Linked DNA regions of Homo sapiens: region 1 is linked to region 2. A link is an interaction called in ENCODE POLR2A ChIA-PET data of the cell type or tissue named here. Cell type or tissue: IMR-90. All regions are shown on one strand. Links, peaks and the distances in the headings refer to the core of each region. The heading gives the core; the rest is flanking DNA.

The links. Peaks named below come from ENCODE experiments on the same cell type or tissue, not always from the same donor. Only the 100,000 strongest peaks of a DNase experiment are listed, where the experiment ranks them.
Region 1: POLR2A ChIA-PET joins it to region 2 with 13 read pairs; 1 of 35 experiments calls an interaction of 5 or more read pairs at or near these places.

The regions. Positions count from the first base shown.
Region 1 is chr7:82,031,158-82,042,509 of GRCh38, forward strand. CACNA2D1 (calcium voltage-gated channel auxiliary subunit alpha2delta 1) reads right to left here. Exons shown (of 39, transcript NM_000722.4): 11 at 6,920-7,078; 12 at 1,640-1,744. Among named protein-coding and RNA genes, the nearest start is that of CACNA2D1-AS1, 28 kb to the left of the region's middle. In IMR-90, for the core only: no CTCF peak of the experiment used is centred there; a DNase peak (open chromatin) is centred at 5,524; H3K27ac peaks cover 1,319 bases.
Region 2 is chr7:81,721,128-81,731,667 of GRCh38, forward strand. HGF (hepatocyte growth factor) reads right to left here. Exons shown (of 18, transcript NM_000601.6): 8 at 8,478-8,652; 9 at 4,763-4,890. Among named protein-coding and RNA genes, the nearest start is that of HGF, 44 kb to the right of the region's middle. In IMR-90, for the core only: no CTCF peak of the experiment used is centred there; DNase peaks (open chromatin) are centred at 4,104 and 4,824; H3K27ac peaks cover 2,909 bases.

The sequences.
Region 1 (11,352 bases), core at 2,630-7,629, 310 kb after region 2:
GATGCCATGGGTAGAGTACAGAGTGAAGGATATGTATATGGCTTTGCACAGTGTGCTATGGGATCAGAGGCCAAGCATCTAAAGGAGCCTACAGTGGCAAGGAGGTTCAGGGACATCTTCCAGGTGGTGAGGATTACCCTGAATTTTGATTAAGGAGTAAGAGTTATTAAATAAAGATATGCACATATTAGTTAATGCATCTGGATATTCCCATTCATTTCTGATGATTTCTTTGAAAGAAATATTCGTAGAATCTAGTTATCACTTGAAAATATTCACAATCTATTAACAGCTCAGTTCATTTATCAACTTTTCAAAAGTGGTTCCTCTATGCTATTAAAATCACCAGATGCTAAACAAAAACCAAAAGATGTACCCTTAAACCTTACATTAAACTGTATGACACTGTAGTACATGCAGTAAGCAGAGTTTAATTAATTTGAAATTATATGTGTATTATTTCAGTCTTTTGATCATTTTCAAATACTCATAGGCCGAAAATTTTAGCACCTAGAGTATCTTAAAGGGTTCCAAAAATTTTCATCAAACTGTTCGCCATTATTCACAATATTTTGTCACCAAACCATCTGAACATATTCATTTTTGTCTCGCTTTTCAACACCCAATCCATGTGTGTTCCTCAAGCACATATAAAACAATCCATTAGAGCTAGCAATAACCACACCTTTCAAAATGGTGAAAATTCCAATCAGAAGCAAAGTGAATGGGCATTTTACCCTGCAGAGTCTTCTTATATATAAATGTATGATTTTTGTAGAAATTTTTGAAACACCAGAAAGAGTTTATAATTTCTCATTACTTTTTAAATGAATCATTAGCATTTTAGGAAACCAGGTTGAGAATCACAGTATTCTTACAAAATGTGGAGTGTTGGTCAGAAAATTGAAATAAGCTGATAATAGGACGGCTAGAAAAAGTAGTTAGAGTTTTGATTGAAGCTGATATTCCTCCACAGTATCAGGTTCAATGAGGTCCCTCTCTGTAATACTCTTCCCTTATAGTAAAACATACATTCAAATATATTCCAACTACAAACACTAATCTTCACAGTCTTCATTTGCTTATGAAATGCTTTCTTTTAATACATTATACCTATAAAAGGATTTGTCTTCATCTTTTCTTGAAAGGAATCAGTTTTCAAATGAGGATGTAGTTTTTGCTGTTGTAAACTGCCTTTTTGTAAATTTACAAAACAATACTTAGACATTTTTTGAGTATTTAGGAAATTTGAGTATTACTGCAATCTTTAATAATTAAATAATATAATAAATTTTATCCAATAAACCTTAAAGTTTAAAATTTTTCCTATTTTACCATTCCTTTGATTTCTCTATTTTAATAACATTTTATTTACAATCTATGCATAAGAATAAAATAGGACCCATACATATACTTTATTAACATATTAGGCATGAGTTGCTTGTGAATATGATATAAATATTATACTTAACAGCTCTCTAATACACCTATTAGTTTATAATCTATGATTCATATGGCTTTATAATTGGCACAATCAGGTTTTAAATCAAAAATTCTCCCCTCACTACCACTACCCACTATCTCTTTAAAAACCACCTAGATCATTATTAAAATTTAAATATTATAAAATTACACTCACTTTTTTATCTTTATTGTATTTGTTAAATATCTCCTGGGCTCTCTCTTCTCCTCCATCCGTGAATAGCATAATAATCTTATTGCAGTTTGCTCTGGAAACATTATACTGTTAAAAACAAAACCAAACAAAACAATATGCGTATTATTCACAATAAAAGAGAAAATAAAGCTATATGGAACGAGCATGAGCAGGTTGCAAGTAATTAATGAAATATCTGCTCACAAAATATATTCTAAGAACTGGTTCCTGGATCAGTTCAGGCCCACCCCCTTCACCAGGCCTTCCCCTCACCACCCAGATAACCATAAGTCTATCTCACTTCCTTCAGTCTTTGATCATACGCCACTTTATCATGAGGTGATTACTCACAACTATGTTTTAAATTGCAGTCTCCCTCCAAGATAGTATGTTTCTTCATAGCATTTTACTTTCTTTTATATACATATTTTATTTTCTTGTTTGTTTATTGTTGGTATCCCCCAACAGAATGTAAGCTACATAAGGGAAGGAAGCTTTGTCTTTTTTGCTCAAAGACTTCTTTGTCCCTCCATAGAAGACTGCCTAGCACATAATAAAATCTCAGTAGTTTATTAAAAAAATGAGCTTTTAATAAATGTCAATTTTATGCACATATGATTTTATAGTATAAACAAAAAATAACATTAATTTAAAATGTGTATCTTCAATCCACTTTCAAATAAGTGTTTTCTTCCCTCTTTATTCATTCTACTTTATTCACTTCACATGTTTGAAATCACAAATCCTAACACTGGTCACCTAAAATGCAATGCTCTTTTGTTCCTTTGTAAATGCTGATACCTATTCCCAGGATGTCCTCTTATCCTCTCTCAACCAACCACACATATTCTAATCCTGAAAGACTCAAGTCCATGGTAAATCTTCTTACACTTTAAGGTCTCCAAAAGAGTTAGATATGGGAGAATGATGGATTAGCACCAAAGGGCCATTAAAATGAACAATTAATTTAGAAAGCTGGACTTCTCCGAGGTCCAAAATTATTATCTTAACTTTTCTACTGTTGTGAAATGTGTTTGCTTTAAATGCTGAGAATAAAAGATCACACTAATTTATGAATGCTCAGCTTCTTTGAAAATGTCAACCCTAGGTTCAGTGCTGTCCAAAAGAAATATAACATGAGCCTCATATGGAACTTTAAATTTTCTAATAACTACTTTAAGGGGAGTAATAAGAAATATCTGACATTAATCCTAATAATATATTTTCTTTAACCCAGTCATCCAAAATATTAATCAATATTAGGTATCAATCAATATTGAGATGTTATACAGCTTTTTCTTCCATAAGTCTTCAAACTTCAGTATGCATTTTATACTTACACAACATATCATTTCAGATCAGCCACCTTTCAAGTGCTCACTAGCCACCTGTGATTGTTGTTACCATATTGTACAGCATGGCACAGCCCTGGCTTTTAAATGACTAATATTTTTTAAAAATTATTTTTTCTTTAGTGTTCTAAGTCATTGAAGGTCCATGCTCTACCTTATTTTTTCAAAGAAGATAAAACCCATTTTCCCTTGTGAAAATTAATAAATACAACGTTTTTCTTTATTAATGAAAAGATCCTGTTTCAGGTCATCTCATTCCATGGACTCAGCCATTAGAACATTGGCAGTAAAAGCTTTTAATCAAACATTGTGAAAGCACAAGTATTAACTAATATAATTTGTCACTTTCAACATGGCTGTTATCTTTGAAGGTAACCTATCTGAAAATCTGACTACACAAAAAGTTGCCTATTTTATCATCAAAATAGTTTTGTGAAACATGCCTCAAATCCCTTAACTAAAATTAGTTTCTCTAGTGATTTGTCTTTTTTATCTGCATGTGTAAAATAGTCAAAATAATATGTACCTAAAGAACTATCCTGTAAAAATGTTAAACAAAACCATAGGACATGGTTTTGTTTTTGAAGTACTGAAAGTACTATTATTGGATGCAAATATCAATGTAAATCAACACATTAGGTCTTGCTGATCATTTGTATACTTACGTAAATAAAATTATAACAACATTTCCCGAGAGAGAGATGTTAGGGCATACACAAAAGAAGGAATATGGGGAAAATAAAGAAATTGTTTTGCCTTCAACATGATTTTTCCTAGGAGTAGCCTCTCAGGACTTGTGGTGGAGCCAAGTACATAATAGCAAATTTTCCATGCATTTGCAATTATCTAAAGAATCACACAGCGACAACAATTAACTGGCTTTGAACAAATTAAGCCAAAAAAACAAGATTGTTTCAATAAAATTACAATTAGTAGAGTTGGTAACTTACTTTAATATGGTAGTTTGCTGTATTTCTGTGTGCCAGTATATAGCACAGCATCTATCATATATACACTCTATATAAAGTTTTTTTGAAAAATGCATATATATGGTAATATTTTATGAAATGGTACCTGAAGATTAATTCAAATCTAAATGTAAGTTTTACTTTGGGACTGATATGTCTAATGCTATTTAATACTTGCTTCAGTGATCTTAAAGGTAAATGCTGCGAGGACAAAAAAAAAACCAGAATGGCATTTGAGCAATAAGATGACTGGAAGTGTTTGAAAGAAAACACAATATGCTTCAAATTATTTTAACATAAAGAATTTCAATATATATGTGGGATGTATGGAAAGTAAAACACATTAGACTTACTTAGGGAACAACTGGGACCATATTTTAAAAATCACTACAATTGTAGCAGTTATAAAGGCAGCAGGAGAGGCCAATAGGAGTTAAATCATATTTTATCAGCAACTAGTAATAAATCTGGAAGTTAATGTGGCCTCTCTAGTGAGGCTACCTCTGAAATTGTACTTTACACTTGAAACTCCTGATCATTTCACAACTGAAACCTAAACAGGAGGCAATGAAGTGAGGGGAAAAAAAATACTAAGAAGAATAATTAAAATGCCAAGATCAAGGAAACTCAATTATTGACTTAAGCAAAAAATAATTTTTATCAAAAACAACCATATTCCTTTACTAGAGGAAGGATACATCTTAATCTAACGGTTAATTACAGTACAATTTTGTAGTTTTGAGCTTTTAATTTTTATTAATGAACATACAACATTTAACAAACATATGCATCTCACCACACATTATTTCCCTTGGAAATAGCAGGGCTGCACATCTCTGATTTTCTGTCTTCTTAATCTAACGGTGTCTATTAAATAACATGACCTCAAATTCAACATATCTGAAACTGAGCTATTTCTACCCCCACATTTCCTCTATGTGTGTTCCTGTGCAATCATCTACTTACTAGTTCAGTTCAGAGAATGTAGAGTCACCTAAGCCCCTCTCACTCTGCAACCCAGCCCACACCACTTAATCAGTTCCCATGCCATGCTCCTTAATAGCTCCTCACTTCTATTCCCACACCAGCATCTCTACGAATACCTTCCTTAACTTAGAACACTCCAAGGCCATACTATAAAGTTTTCCTTTGCCCCTAAACACTTCCTTAACTGATACCTCATGGCCTTTCCATTTCCATCAAGTTCCTATATTGCTCATGTCCCAACTATGCCAGCCATCTGCAATTTTTTACTGTGCTATGTTGTGTCACACTTCTGTGATTTGTCTAAAATATGCTCCTTTTTCTGAAATAATTTTCCCTTCCTCTACCTACCTAAGTTCTAATCATTCTTCAAAACCTCATTTTCACGGAAATGCCACACTTTTCCTGACCTCCTTTGAGGAGCTGGGCCCATCCTCTGTGCTGTCCCAGGGAACACGCTAAATATCCTGTAATGGCACTTGCACACTGTTCTGTGGATGATGATTTAGCACTCAGAGCAGCTGGTCCTGTTTACTTCTATAATTCCAGCACCAGCACTATGACAGGAAATGGTGATGCATTCAATAAATTTTGGCTGAATGAATAAATGAATCACCCAATTGGATATCTCAAAAACTATTTAGAATATTCACTCAGGAACAACAAACTCATATTTGCATAAAGATCAAATATAAGAGTTCATTCAGTGATTCAGCAAATATTAACAGACATTATGATCTGACTTTTTACCAGATGTGGGCTAGTAATTACAGCAATAATGACCATGACTCCAATACCACCCAGCAACCTACACCTGCGTGTGGTTTGCTACATGCCAGGTTCCGTGGACAATCTTATGCACAATTCTCTGAGGTACATGTCATAGTGACCTCTAATGCATACAAGTGGAAACCAAGGTGCAGAGAAGTAAGGTTCCTACTCTCAAACATGATAATAATATTGCCTAGTAAGAAATAAAATAATTGAACAATGGTCCCTGCTTTTAAGTAACTCAAAGTGAAATAGAGGGCAAGGCAATTTAAAAACACTAGTCCACAGTATGAGACACACACTATAAGGCTGGAAGCGGTAGCTCATGCCTGTAATCCCAGCACATTGGGAGGCCAAGGCGGGTGGATCACCTGGGGTCAGAAGTTCAACACCAGCTTGGCCAACATGGTGAAACCCCGTCTCTACTAAAAATACAAAAATTAGCTGGGCATGGTGGCGGGTGCCTGTAATCCCAGCTACTTGGGAGGCTGAGGCAGGAAAATCGCTTGCACCCAGGAAGCGGAGGTTGCAACGAGCCAAGATCGTGCCACTGCACTCCAGCCTAGGTGACAAGAGTGAAACTCCATTTCAAAAAAAAAAAAGACACATGCTATAACATGGGGCAATAAGCACGCCAGTATCTGACAGTCTAGACACTGATGAGTGATTGTGGGGAATCCTCACTCAGAAAGAATTCCTGCTCCGGGAGTTGCATTTCTGTTCATCTTAATGTCTACCATTTGGAACTTTCTGTACATTTTAGGAACAATTTAAAGACCCAAACTAGATGTTTAAAACTAAAATGTTCTCAGTAACCATTTGATGATTGAAAGTGCAAGGTTACAGATAAATACTGTGGTGATTGAGATAAGAAAAAGTAATGATATTCTATATAGGCCAATTAAGTTTCAAGTGCTTATTCAAAATTAAATTATTTCCTTATAAATTTTTTTAAAACATAGATAAAAAATATCAAAAACTTAAAAATCTACATTTTAGATGCCTTTTGAATTTTAAATTCAAAGATAAAAATAGTTCAAAGGTTTCTTCTGCCTGCACACATCTGTGTTTTAAATAAATGAAAAACAGCACTATCTAATCCCAGAGAGTAGTAACTATCAGAATATTGAAATTCAGATACTACAATTGAACAACAACAACAACAAAAGACATAGCATGATACTTACATTAAGCAGCTGTTCAAAAGCAAAACTAAAGCCCTTCTTATAATCTGTAATTCCTTTGGCTGTGATATTATTCACCGCGTCTTTCAACACTTTTTTATTTCTTACATTTGCTTGGACAAGGTGCTGAAAACAGCTTACATCCTGAGCATTGCTGTTAAACTGCAAAAGATTAAAAAGTAAATATATAAATGAACATTAAAATCAACCATATAGTTTTCATAGAATTTGTGTTTGATACTCCTAAACGGTATTGCATTGCTTACTCTTTCAAATGGAAAAGTGAGTAGGCTGGTGACAAAGGTGCATTAAGAAACCAATGGCTATTTTCATCTGAGCTACCAACCCATACTGGAACGCTGAGTCTGCTGCTTATATTCCCGAAGCCTGCTTTCCCTGCTTATAAATTTGAGAATTAAATTATATGACATCCCTTCTAGTTCTCAAATTTAATGAGCATGTAGAAAAAATAATCCAAAGCAATGAAATAGATGCAGGATCCAGAAATGATATGGGATGCTTGCCCTGGTTGTGTGGACATGTTAAATATTTTCATTGCCTCTTATTAGGAAAGACTGGTTGGAAAAGTAATACACTGAATAACATGAATCAATGTTTAGTCATTTTGAAATCTGATGGTACTGTCTTTCTACAGAGGCTAACAGAGGAAAGCAATCTGAATCAAGAACAACTGGTAGCCTTTTAGAAATATCACTTTAGAGGTTACTAAAGAGTGCCAGGGGAACCTTGGAGGCAAGGTGATGGAGCCCTGAACAGCAGAGAGGCTGTGGGAGAGAAAACATCAACTCCAACGATAACTGCCCAAAATGGAAAATTTAAGAACGATCATCAAAGTAACTTCGTCAACCCCATAAAAAATATTCACATCGTTCCCTGGATATTTCCAAAAAGAAAGAACAATAGGAATGCTGCAACAAAATCCAGGATAAGAGGATGAGTGGAGTCATCCAATCATTTATTAACTCTGTAATTTGTGAAAGTTATTCAGGCTCTTGGCACCTAAACTGTCACATCTGCAGAATGGGAATAATAAAAAAAAGCATATTTGCCAGAAAAAAGGGACTGGCCAGATAAAATGTTAAAGATATTTTCACATCAAAAACATATACTTATTTTAATGAGTGGGTCATAAGTTATTACATATTCTTGCAAATATAATTCATCATTTTTTTCTCTGAAGATCACTGAACGTAATTATAAGGTACATTGCACAGTTCATCAGTTTATTAAGCAAATATTTACTAGCAGCCTATTATATGCCAAGAATCATGGCAGGTAGTAGTTTTATGCTTTCAGACATAATTATCTGCACACACAAAAATACCATAAATATATAAACAGTTATATAGTGTCTACTATGTGCTGCATTTACTACATATTCTACAAATGTAAATCATTTCGTCTTTGCAAATGCTCTGCAAGATAAACATTATCATTATCCCCATTTTATCTACGAAAAAAACTCATCCTGCATTGCCTCTCAATATAGTATAATAAATTATGATTCATTCTATAAAGCAATATAATATTATGCTCTAGAAGACAATATCAGGAGAGGCATTTCTAATTTGGACTGCAAACATTTGAAAGAAAATTCTCCTAAGAAAAGGCATTTCCTGTGATTCCAGAGAAATGTTCCAGTGAAGAGCACAAAGGAAGAACATTCCAAGCAAACAGAACAACATGTGCAAAGGCCCTCACATGGAGACAAAAGAAGCCTTTTTAAGAAAACATAAAGAGAGTGAGTTTAGCTCGGTCTCATAGGAGGACAAAAGACATAAAATGAGTTCAGAGAGGGAGGCAAGGGCTAGATCATGTGGAGTCTAATGGAAATGCTGAAGATGATTTTATTTTCTGTGAAATGGAAAGTCACTGGAAGATCTTAAGCCAAATGTAAAATAATTGAATCTGGAATTTTAAGAGTGCATCCTAGCTGCTGTGTGGAAAATGGACTTGAGATGAGCACAATATAAAGCAGGGAGAGTAATCAGAAGGCTTTGCAGTAACCTAGCTGAAAATACATAGTGGTTTTGTTATTTGTGGAGATGGTTAGAAAGGGAAGAATTCAGGAGGTATTTCTGAGAAAGAATCAAATAGGACTTGGTGGTGGATTTAGCAGGAGGATGCATAACAGAGCGGTATCTTCAATAACTGCCAGGTTTCTGACATGGGCATCTGGAAGGATAGAGGACTGGAGGGATGACTGGTTCAGGGATAATTGAGGAATAGAGAAGAGAAGCACAGAGTTCAATTTAGGGTGAGGTTTCAATACATGTGAGATATGCAAGTGTACATGTCAAGAAATGATAACATTTAAAGCATGAGGCTCAAAAGAAGTCTTGGCTAAATAATTTATTCAAAAAAAAAAAAAAAAAAACAGAAGGCTTCAGGAAAAAAAAATGGTTTAAAGCCATAGGAAAACAAAACAAAAAAAAGTAGAGTAGAATAGCAGTCCCTGAGAAAACTAAGTAAGAGCAAGTTTCCATGGAAACAGGAGAGAAATCAGGAGATTGGACTGTTTTGGATGAGAGAAAAATGTGTCAAAAGGAAGACACTGTGTGGAGACAGGGAAGATGGGGACTTAAAACTGCCCAGTAGGGCCGGGCACAGTGGTTCAGACCAGTAATCCCAGCATTTTGGGAGGCCAAGACGGGTGGATCACCTGAGGTCGGGAGTTTGAGACCAGCCTGACCAACATGGAGAAACCCCGTCTCTACTAAAAAATACAAAATTAGCCAGGTGTGGTGGTGCATGCTTGTAATGCCAGCTACTCATGAGGCTGAGGCAGGAGAATCACTTGAACCAGGGAGGCGGAGGTTGCAGTGAGCCAAGATCACGCCATTGCACTCCAGCCTGGGCAACAAGAGCGAAACTCCATCTCAGAAAAACACAACAAAACAAAACAAACAAAAAAATGCCTGGTGAACTCATCCACATTATGTAGGCAGCCTTGGGTTGGGGGGGTGGGGAGGGCAGAACGAATGGACAGCAGGAGCATCTGAATGCAGGCAAATCTGCAAAGTGCCTTGGCTGGATGCAGAGCTGGAAAACAGGGTGGCATCTGTAGGGTAGACTGGGGGTCAAGAAAAGTCTATTTTAAAGCTAGGGGTCACTCAAGCATAAGAAGACTGGTGTTAAAGAGAGAAGGAAGAAAAAGATGCAGGAAATAGAAGAGAGGTAAAAAATAAAGCTCGTCGAAAGGTAGGGACAGATGGATCCAGGTGACACACAGAGGAATGGCCCTTTAGGAAAATGCACATCAACTTCATTATTCTAGGAAAGAAGAGTGGAAGCTGACCGAGCCAGGTGGTATGTGGATTTGGATGATGATAGTTACTGTCTGTGGCATTTGTCTCCTTTAACAATGAGGCAAGATGATCAGGATAATGAGAGGAGAAGGAAGGCTTAGAGAAAAGAAAAAACAAGAGGTAAAATGTCCTGCACAGATAGTAAGTCCTTTTTCATGTTTATTTTGAACAAGACTTTCATGAATATCACCAGTGTGAGAATAAAGTTCCAGTATATTTATTTACTGTTTTCTATAAATTCAAATATTGAAAACTGAGTATCTTCAGGTCCAAATGACCAGTCCCACTGCCTCTTTTATCACTCTTCTATTCTTTGGTTATTGGATGCAAGCTTATTCTACATGTTCCATTTTCAAAACAAATAAATGTTAGCATTTCCCTGTATTGGTAAGTAAAAATACAGTTTGCCAATACATTAATAGTAAAGTGACCTTAGAGAATTATTAGAAATGGTTACAGGAAATATTATTAACTGACTTATTTAAACCATGAATCACCATAAAGGTACAAGTTATGCAGAAATTGAGCACTGAATAATGTATTGCTCAGAGTCTTTCAGTTGGCCTTGACCTGCTTTTAACACAGAAAAGTGAAGCATCTCATTAAGTGACTTTAACACAAACTGATTAAATGTAAATTCATTCATTAAATATATATTCAGTAGTGTATAACAGAATTACTATAATTGCACTCATAGTAAAACTCACAAATAATGTACAGAAAGGAATAACTTACAAAGTATAACTCCCTATAGCAAATCTTACTCTCCTAGGAAAGTGATGAGAAATTTGAAAGTTTACAATCAGATAAGACTATATTTCACAGATATCTTAGACTCATCAGCTTATATCGTATTATGTATGTTTTAAAAATAGGTTAATTTTCATGGGCTGAAGTGGCAGTCTTTGATAACACGTGCCTACATACTAATTTAAAACCACATATTAAAAACCTTAGAGCAAAAGTGTAATAGCAAATATATTACAGAACTTTGAAATGGTATATGGCGAGTGAAAAGAGATTGAAGGAGCTCTGATTTTTTCATCAATTAAGAAAATACTTCTTGTAAAAGTGTGTATTTAACATGACAGAGTCAGAAATCCAAAC
Region 2 (10,540 bases), core at 1,909-6,908:
TCCCAGCTACTCGAGAGGCTGAAGCAGGAGAATGGCGTGAACCCGGGAGGCGGAGCTTGCCGTGAGCCGAGATGGCGCCACTGCACTCCAGCCTGGGCGACAGAGCGAGACTCCGTCTCAAAACAAAAAGAAAAAAAAAATTAAAGTACTTGAAATCTGTACAAATCAAAAATACTCAAATATCTCAGATTAAAAAATCTTTATTTTAAGCCCAGTATCTTCATCAAAATAAGGGCTTATGCAAATTCAAATATAACAAATAATAATTTAAAAACAAAATAATTTAAATGAGTGGCCCTTTGGAACAACAAAGAAATAAGAATTTTTAGACTAACACATGTATTTCCCAACATTTTCTTCTGAAAAATTTCATTCCATAGAAAAGTAATATAACGAACATTCATCTCCTAGTCACATTCCTTATGTTTTGATTTTTGTCTTTTATGACATTGACATTCTGAGTCACCCAAGTCAGCTGTTTTACAAATGCTCTTTAAGTTCATTTTGTTTGATTTATTTTCTCATGAATAAAACCAAGTTAAAGATATTTGACAGGAATATTGCATCAGTGATGCTTTGTCCTTTTTAGAGCATAACATCTTGTGACACATGATGTCACTTTGTTCCATCACTGGTGATGTGTTTGATCACTTGGTTAAGTGGTGCAAAGGAAAAACTCCTCTGTATTTAACAAAAAAATCGGTTGGGGCCTTTGAGTCTGAATAAATATCCTAATGCCAAACAAATTTTCACAAAATAGCTTAGGCATACGTTAATGAATTTTGCATGAACCACTTATTGTCATGCTGATGATAAAATGGTTATTTTGCTATTTCTAACATTTCTTTGTATTTGTTCGTTAGCATTCTTCTGTAAATAAAAATTTTTCCTTTTCCCTTACCCCATTCATTTAGGTATTAGTAGTAGAAGTGCTAGCACTAGCTGTAGAAATAGTAAATTAAATGTTGACCAGTGGATTTTCTTTTTATTTAATATGATATATAATCTATTCCTGTTATTCATTTTGATGCTCAAATTGTTCCAAATTTGGCCAATGGAAGCCACTTTAAACTGACTCCTGGGTCTCTTACTATGCTCCATGAGGTTTTCTATTTCTCTTTTTTTAATTGAGCAATTTGTGTTCTCCTGCCTTAGCCTCCTGTGTAGCTGGGATTACAGGCATGCATCACCACACCTGGCTAATTTTTTATATTTTTAGTAGAGATGGGGTTTCACCATGTTGGCCAGACTCGTCTCAAACTCCTGACCTCAAGTGATCCGCCCGCCTCGGACTTCCAAAGTGCTGGGATTACAGGCATGAGCCACTGCGCCCGGCCATATTGTTCATATTTTTAATCAAAAGAAATGTAGTCAGAAATCAAGTTCTTCAAAAAATATAAGTTGGTCAGGCGCGGTGGCTCACACCTGTAATCTCAGCACTTTGGGAGGATGAGGCAGGTGGATCACTTGAGGTCAGGAGTTCAAGACCAGCCTGGTCAACATGGTGAAACCCCATTTCTACCAAAAATATAAAAAATTAGCTGGGTGTGGTGGCGTGTGCCTGTAATCCCAGCTACTCAGGAGGCTGAGGCAGGAGAATTGCTTGAACCCCAGAGGCAGAGGTTGCAATGAGCCAAGATCATGCCACTGCAATCCAGCCTGGGCGACAGAGCGAGATTCTGTCTCAAAAAAAAAAAAAAAAAAGAAATTTAAAAAGGTATATATATATATATATGTTGCATTGCAAATTTAAAAAGAATTATTCTACTTTTAAAAATATTCTATACTTTTAAATAATACCGAACGTTTTTAAAGTGACTTTTTATATTTAACATTCTTAATTTTTATATGAATGAAAACTGTACATTTGACTATGAAAGGTCATCTGCAAATTTACATCAACGTTAAGATTTTATGCTGGGAAAAATAACTAATGGGTACTAGCCTTAGTACCCGGGCGATGAAATTGTCTGTACAACAAACCCCCATAACACAAGTTTACCTATGTAACAAACCTACACATACATTCCAAAAAAGTAAAGAATGGAAAATACTCAAGAGCCATAAACAAGAAACTAATGAAATTGTCTACTTGCAATGGTGAGTAGAAAGTAGAAATGGAATGGCATGGAAGCAAGAGAAGAGGACACTTCTCTGAATTTACCCTTTCATATAGTATTTACTATTATCCAATGTTAAGGTTTTAAATATTCAAAAACTAATATCCAGAAAGATGAAAATAAAGACAGAAATATGCCTATGGATATATCAAATGTATACCATTAATACAGAGCAAGAAAATCCAGATGATTTTTGGTTACAATTTTCTGACTGTATATACTCTCATTAGAATATATTTTAAGACTGAAATAACTGTAAATACATTTTATGATATTGATATAAATATTTAAATTATATTGTTTACTGCCTTAAGTATACAATATATAGTATATATAATATGTAGTGTTTTATCAACATTTTAAAGAAATTCTGTAATTTCAGTTTTCATTTTTCTTTAATAGTGTTTTTAATATCCAGTTGGAAGAATATTTATATATATATTAATTCAGATGTTGCAAGATTTGAAAAATGTTTCCACTCATCTAACTATATGTAGAACTTATATTTTCTGTTTTATGGAGAAGGATAAGAGTAACATCTTTCATATATATATATAGATAGATATACACACATATAGATATATATACACATATATATATATCTGTGTGTGTAGATTTATATCTATAGAAAAATACCTAGATCTAAGTAGATAGATCTATCTGTAGATATATCTGTATTTGAGAATTTAGGCAAGTTACTTAAATTCCATAAAACTAATATTTTCACCTATGAATGAATGATCTGATAAGCAATAACATGTTTACCCTCCAGAATCCAAAATTTTCATATTCTATTACCTGATCCTTTTTAAGTGACGTATATGTATATAAAATATCTTAATACACACCAAAGGTTTATCAAATAATTGTTTTCCTTTATCACTCACAAATTATTAACAAATGTTCAAGTAAATGAGACAGGAACACAGAAGACTCAGCTGGTACCAAACTTCCCTTAATCATTGGCTTCAACTTTATTTCTAACTGATCCTTAAAGGAACAGTGAAATTGACTGAAAAGGGACTCATCCCCTCTTCCCTCTACAACTCTATTTTCAGAGTTGCTCGTGAAGAATGACACTGTGGAAAAAGTTAAAGGATAGAAGTATGCCTAGGGCAGTAGGTCTATGAGATGGAGCTTTAAATTTGGCTTGGGATTTCAAGGATGATTTAGGGCTAACCACGATCATGACCATCACAATTAAGTCTATGTGAAATAGAACATGATCATTTAAAAAGGATAACTCTCAATTTACTATACATCAGTAATTCCCAGGATTCAACTTTATTATTAATATTTAACAAATTATTTCTTTGAAAAATCTACCTTTTAAAAAAATTATTTTACGTTCATGGGTACATAGGTAGGTTTGTTATATGTAAATTGTGTGTCACCGGGGTTGGGTGCATAGATTATTTTGCATGCATATGCATGCATGTTTCTTTATGGTAGAATGATGTATATTCCTTTGGGTATACACCCAGTAATGGGATTGCTGTGTTGAATGGTAGTTGTGTTTTAAGTTTTTTGAGAAATCTCCATGTGGCTGAATCAATTTACATTCCCAACAGGGGGATATAAGCATTTCCTTTTCTCAGCAACCTCACCATCATCTATTATTTTTTGACTTAAAAATCTATTTCAATCTGATTTTACTACCGCTCCCTGAGGCAGTTATCTTCAATGGCATCTATGTTTCCAAATGCAATGGTGATTTCCCTCAAACCCCACCATTATCCAGCAGCTACACTGCTAACAACCAGGGTCAAGTCACTCCCATCTGTAGTCTGAATTACTGAAACAACCACTTCATTGGTTCTCCTGTTTTAACCCTTGTCAAGAATTCTAGCTATTTTCCGAAATGCAGCCAGAGTGATCCAGTTAAAACTTAGTCAGATTGTGTAATTTCTCCCTTCAGAGAAGAGTCCTAAGAGTCCTTTCTCTTTCAGAGCAAAAGGGCAAACAATTCCTGAAAGGCTGATGCAATTTTAGCCCAATTGCCTCTCTAATCTCATCTCCTACTACTCTTCATCTTACTTATTTTGTACTAGCTATAGTGATGTGCTTATTTATTTAACTTTCCCAGAACTCCCTCATCTCACACCATTTGCATTTGCAGTTTTCTTTATCTAGAATACTCTTACACATATATGTGCATGGCACATGCTGCTCCCTCACTGCCCTTGGGTCCTTCTTATATGTTAAGCAAGTAAGATCTTATAGCAAGTAAGATCTTCCCTGAACATTAAAATATAAAAGAGCAGCACCCCTCTTTTCTAACTCTGCGACATTTTTCTCTCTACTGCTTATGACAAACTACTGTAATATTCCCATTCTCATTTTTATTTTGCTTATTTTCTATCAGTTGAATATTAGCTCCAGGGGGTCAGATAGCTTAGTTTTGTTTACTGGTATATCTCCAAGGCTTAGAACTGTGGCTGTCAGTAGCATACACTCAGCTAAATAAATAAATCTTGAGTGAATAAACATAAGAAAAATCCAGCTTCAAACTTGGTGATTTTGTTTGCAAGCCAGCAAAACCAGTGCAGCAAGAAGTAGATCTTATGCTGTAAAATGTGTCCTCCCTTTAGGCATTTCCCCTGAATTTAATCATGCCCACCCTGCAGAATGTCAGCTATTACCTTGTCCATGTGACATATCACAGTTTGGAATTTGGGAGCAGTAGCCAACTCGGATGTTTGGATCAGTGGTAAAACACCAGGGTGATTCAGACCCATCTGGATTTCGGCAGTAATTTTCTCGTAGGTCCCTATTGAGAATAAGCATGTTAATGTAAATTGCCGGAGTTCTTACGTTGGTGAAGTCAGCGCTATTACATTTCTAGAATTCTAGAATGTATGCATGTTTATAAATAGAGTTCTAACTTTTTGGACTCAGAATAGCTATAACAATTTAATATTCAGTATACATAACTGACTCTGCCCAAATTACTGAAATAAATGCTGTCATATGTTAATATTTTTTTCCTTCCACAGGCCTAGAGTTTCACCCAAACATTACTGCTTCATAAAAGAGAGAAACGGTACCGCTGCATTCTTCTCACTCAGTCTTAAGATTGAGACTCTCAATTGGTACCATTTCAAAACATTGGCCTGTTATTTATTACATGTTCATGGCCCACATATTGTGTAGAAACAACACATATCTCTCTTTGTGGAAGAAAGGTTATTATCAATAGTAATTAATTACTCTCATTTAAAATGGAAGTTCAATCTATTCAAATATGTGCCACAAAAATATGATAGCTATTTTTCCTTGAGTTCTGCATTTCTTTGATTTATTTAATTTGATGCATTGATTTATTTTAATTACAAAGCAATTATTTATTGATTTAGAGAGGTTACCTAAAATCTTTATATATATTTCTGTAAAATTAAGGCCCAGTTATACTATAGAAAAACGAACTATAGAACACATTTTCAATGTAGTACACGTATATTCTTCATTTTACCAGTATTTTAATTAGAAATTTAGAGTTCCTAATAAGAAAAAAATCTATGCTAATATTCTCTGTATGTAGAAGACTTTTAATGGTTTTCTATCAATATAAATAAGGTTCACATTAAATAAAATATGGATTTCATAATAAATAAAATTTATTAAATATGCTAATTTTAAATAAGTAGGTGCTTTCATTTCATAGATTCCTTTTTAATAACTATATTAATATTCAATCTTTTGGAAACCACAGTATTTGTATCACTTAGGTCCAATTAGAAGTACTATTATACAATTATCTTAATATCCAAATGGACCATTCGAAACTGAGGTTTTTTTTTTGTTTTTTTTTTAAACAGAGTCTCGTTCTGTCGCCCAAGCTGGAGTGCAGTGGCGTGATATCGGCTCACTGCAAGCTCCGCCTCCCAGGTTCACGCCATTCTCCTGCCTCAGCCTCCCGAGTAGCTGGGATTACAGGTGCCTGCCACCACGCCCGGCTAATTGTTTTTTTTTTTTTTAGTAGAGACAGGGTTTCACCGTGTTAGCCAGGATGGTCTCAATCTCCTGACCTGGTGATCTGCCCACCTTGGCCTCCCAAAGTGTGGGAATTACAGGCATGAGCCACCGCACCCGGCCGAAACTGAGAAATTTTTAAGGAAGAAGCTTGTGTTGGGTTAGAAAGTCAATAAGTATTAGTCTTATCTCATCAAAGTAAGTCCTGACACAAACTATTATTTAAGGATATGAGAACATCGGCCACCAATAATTAAAGCCACTGTATAGTTAAGTGTTCATAACCCATATTCAAACCTTTAGCCTTCTTATAAAATTATTAACTGGAATAGATGAGACAAGCAATTTATACTTACATTTTTAAAAAAAATCTATGTCAGTATAAAATATGTGTGTTAAATTTTACATGAACTTTGCATACACTTTGGTTTTATTTTCTATTATTTGGTAGAGATGGAGTCACCCTTTGTTGCCCAGGCTGGTCTTGAACTCCTGACCTCAAGCCATCCTCCCGTCTCATCCTCCCAAAGTTCTGGATTGTTCATTTAGACAAGCTAATTAAGTGAAGATCGAGGGCTATCAAAGTCTTAGTTTGGACTGACTTTAACATCTGTATTAGAAGCACCTCAATCAATAATCTAGATTAAGCAAGAATGAAAGTCAAGATTTGCCCAGATATTTTTACTAGGTCCTTACTTTTCACTTGAAGAAAGGATGGTTTACAATTACTAAAGTAAATTGATGATTTTATGATTCATGTCGATTCATCACAGGCAGTGTTGTTCAGTTACAGTGTTCCAAAGATTGCCATTTTTAAGGTCTCAGTACTGGGGCAAGTGGGCAAGTAATATTTCATGTTTAATGTTTAATAGAGACACGTGACCAGTACGCCCCCTCACTACTGGATCACAAATAGTAAATGGTAAATCAATGTCCTGAGAAAAATGTTGAATCAGATTTTATCAGTTTTATAACACCGCACAAGCTTTGTTTCTTAATACTTATGTTTGGTTATTTAAAACAAATAACAAAATTAAGAAAAGATGGCTTAAATTCTACCAAGATATAACAGGTAACTTCTGATACTTAAGCTTCACTTGTGAAGTCTGTGAATTAAATGTTTATATCCATTCTGTTTTTCTTACAGATGAATTTCACTAGGTATCTTTACGTACACAATTTCTTATTGGGTATTACTAGTCATTAGAAGTTAACAAAAATGTGAATGGCAGTGACACTATCTCCTTTGTCCCTTATAACTAATATTTTCTCTGTTTCTTTGTTTTTTCTACTTTGATATGTATTTCTCAGGTGTGAAACCCATGGGTCACGAATAGAGAGTGAATTGCTGTGATGGAAATGAGGGAAATAAACCCAGCATGACAACTGTCAATTTTGTTATTGTAAACTAATGGGAAAAAATCTTAGATTAATATTTACTATTTAAACAAATAAATTACAGAACTAGCTAAAGCTTGTGCATGCACACACACACATACAACACAAATCTCCCCTCTCCTATGGCGGATGGGCCAACTAGTGCTCATAGCTCTTCATTCAGAAATGTTAGGCTGTCTTATTAAAAGCCAATTACATAAAGCCAATATATGTTATTTATAGGTGCTATTTCAGAAAAGCCACTATGAATGATGTGTGTTATTAATTTCAAAAGCAATCACTTTATGTTCCTCATAACAAGGTGGACAATTTAAAAACACATGGCATTGTGTCTGTGCCTGTCTGCAAAAGTCAAATGGTGTGAAAAGTACCCATAGAGAATGCACAAAACAACTATGTAATTGATACTCAAGGGCAGTTTCTTTGGCTTGAGTCATCTACACAATTGATTTGCTTCCCCACTTTTCAAAGCAAATCCAGAAACAACTGAACACATTCATTTAAGCTTTGAAAAATTATTTTATTCACAGATCTTTAAGGCTAATAACTCTTCAGTGGTAGGCCTTTTCTTTCCATTCTTTCGAAAGGAAAAATGTGTAATCCTCCCAAAGCTAATACGAAAATTTAAGAAGGCAGTATTTTGAAACATGCCTGGCTGCCATGACTATTAACTGATTTACTAAACAGACCCAGAAGAGCAAAACTGTGATCAGAAATCCACCTAGGGATGTGTTTCCCAAAGCATAGTGAATCTACCCTCTGGATCTGAACCACCTAGGGTCCTTAATGAAATGCATATTTGAGGACCAAATCCCAGATTAAGAGAATCAAAATCTCTGAGTGGAGGTGTAATCTGCCTTTTAACTCCTGATTATCACTGGGCACGCTGAAGTTTGATCACTAACACAAAATTAGTAAAAAGTAACCACTCTACCTCATTTTCCCCAGGGCCTACTGAAATGTATAACATTTGCCTACTTTACTCACTTGCACTTGAAATTTTCAGGAGTCATGTCATGCTCGTGAGGATACTGAGAATCCCAACGCTGACATGGAATTCCATTCCAAATGGTATTGACAGTGCCCCTGTAGCCTTCTCCTTGACCTTGGATGCATTCAGTTGTTTCCAAAGGAACATCAGTGTCATTCATAGTATTGTCAGCTATTGGCAAAAAACAACAACAAAAAAAAACTTATATAAAATCTTTGAAGATGTCATTTGCCTCTTAGAGTTCATTGGCATTTGTATTAGCAGATTTTTTTTTCTGTTACTTATAAGCTTTTATAATAATTGAGTGGAATAAGAAATTTAACTTAACATTATTACTAACTTCATTCCAATTTTCCTTTCATTCAAATCCTAAATTAGTTTTTTCTTGAAAAGTTACTTAAATGCATTTTACCTCCACATGTATAACTTATATATGCTGAATATATAGTGTTTCTGAAATGACTATACAATTATTTCTAAAATCAGCTTGCTTATAAGTACATACAAAGTGGTAATGAAATTAACCATAATTTTCCTCCAATATAATACATATATTCTGGCCAGGTATGGTGGCTTATGCCTGTAATCCCAGCACTTTGGGAAGCTGAGGTGGGTGGATCACCTGAGGTCAGGAGTTTAAGACCAGCCTGGCCAACATGGTGAAACCCCATCTCTACTAAAAATACAAAAAAAATTAGCCAGGAGTGGTGGTGGCAGGTGCCTGTAATCCCAGCTACTTGGGAGGCTGAGCCAGGAAAACGGCTTGAACTCAGGAAGTGGAGGTTGCAGTGAGCCAAGATCGTGCCATTGCACTCCAGCCTGGGCAAGAAGAGTGAAAGTCTGTCTCAAAAAATAAATTAAATAAATAAATAAATTCTAAGCTAACATGTTAAATATATTTTTAGTCATCTTGTTGACAATAAAGAAAAAATCAGTTATTCCTAGGAAGATCTATCTCCTGCTTTTTTTCCTAGTCCAACTTCAATGCTTACTATACGTCATGAAGATTTGAAACCCTCAGTCACTAAGTAATAAAAGTATAAAATTAAATTTTTACCACAATTTGGTCTCTCTCTCTCTCTGTAATGTTTAGTCAATCAAAATGTAACTCAAAACATTCCAGAGCAACTAAAATTCATATATCTTCTTAAAACATACATGAAAATGTTTATGGTTTGATAAAAGTGTAAACTTCCCAGCTACCTTTACAATCTAAATGGCCATTCAAGATGCCTCTGGATGAAACTCAAGTTGGCAGCCTCTAGGACAGTTTAAGATTTGAGTAAATTTCATTGATTTATCCATTTTGGAATTGGATGTACCACTGTACGAAGGACAGGCCAGAATTAGACATGCTTTCAGTGACTAGGGATGCCTATGAAAGTTTTCTATAGTTAATAGTGTAAATATTTTTAATAGCTTTTAAATTTCATCTAAACACCTCTCTCATACAAACCATTTCTACCTTATGTAGTTAGTTGAATGCTTTATTTCATTGCATTCTATGAGCTAACCTAGGCAAACTAAACAATAGCTTATGTTTAGAGTTATTCTACGAAGCTTTGTGAAGAAAGGGAAAACATTACCTTAATGACTACCCTAATTACTGAAATAAGTTGTACTGTGCAAATTTTCAGTAAATTCCTTTTAAATAACTTTATTGCAGCCCATTTAAAAAGTGTTTCAATGTTTTGTATATCTGCTTCAGAGAATAGAAATATGACTCAGAAATATCCAAACTTAAAAAGAAACTCAAATGAAGATGAAAAATGTTCAGTAATTGACCCATAAAGTGGTAACTGAGAGCTGATAGCCTAGAGAATTCATCTATATTGATATTGATGATATATATTGATTTTAGGAAGAACAAAAATTATTGGACTTGGGGAAATGGCTTGTATAGAAAAAGTTGATGCTGATTATGCAAGTCTTTTATAATTTCAATACTATCCAAAGGTCTTTGGTGAAATACAAAATAAGATGGATTTCATAGGTCCTAAGGAACTATATTTCATCAATATAAATGCCATTAAGTTACTCTATTTCTGACTATTTGAAT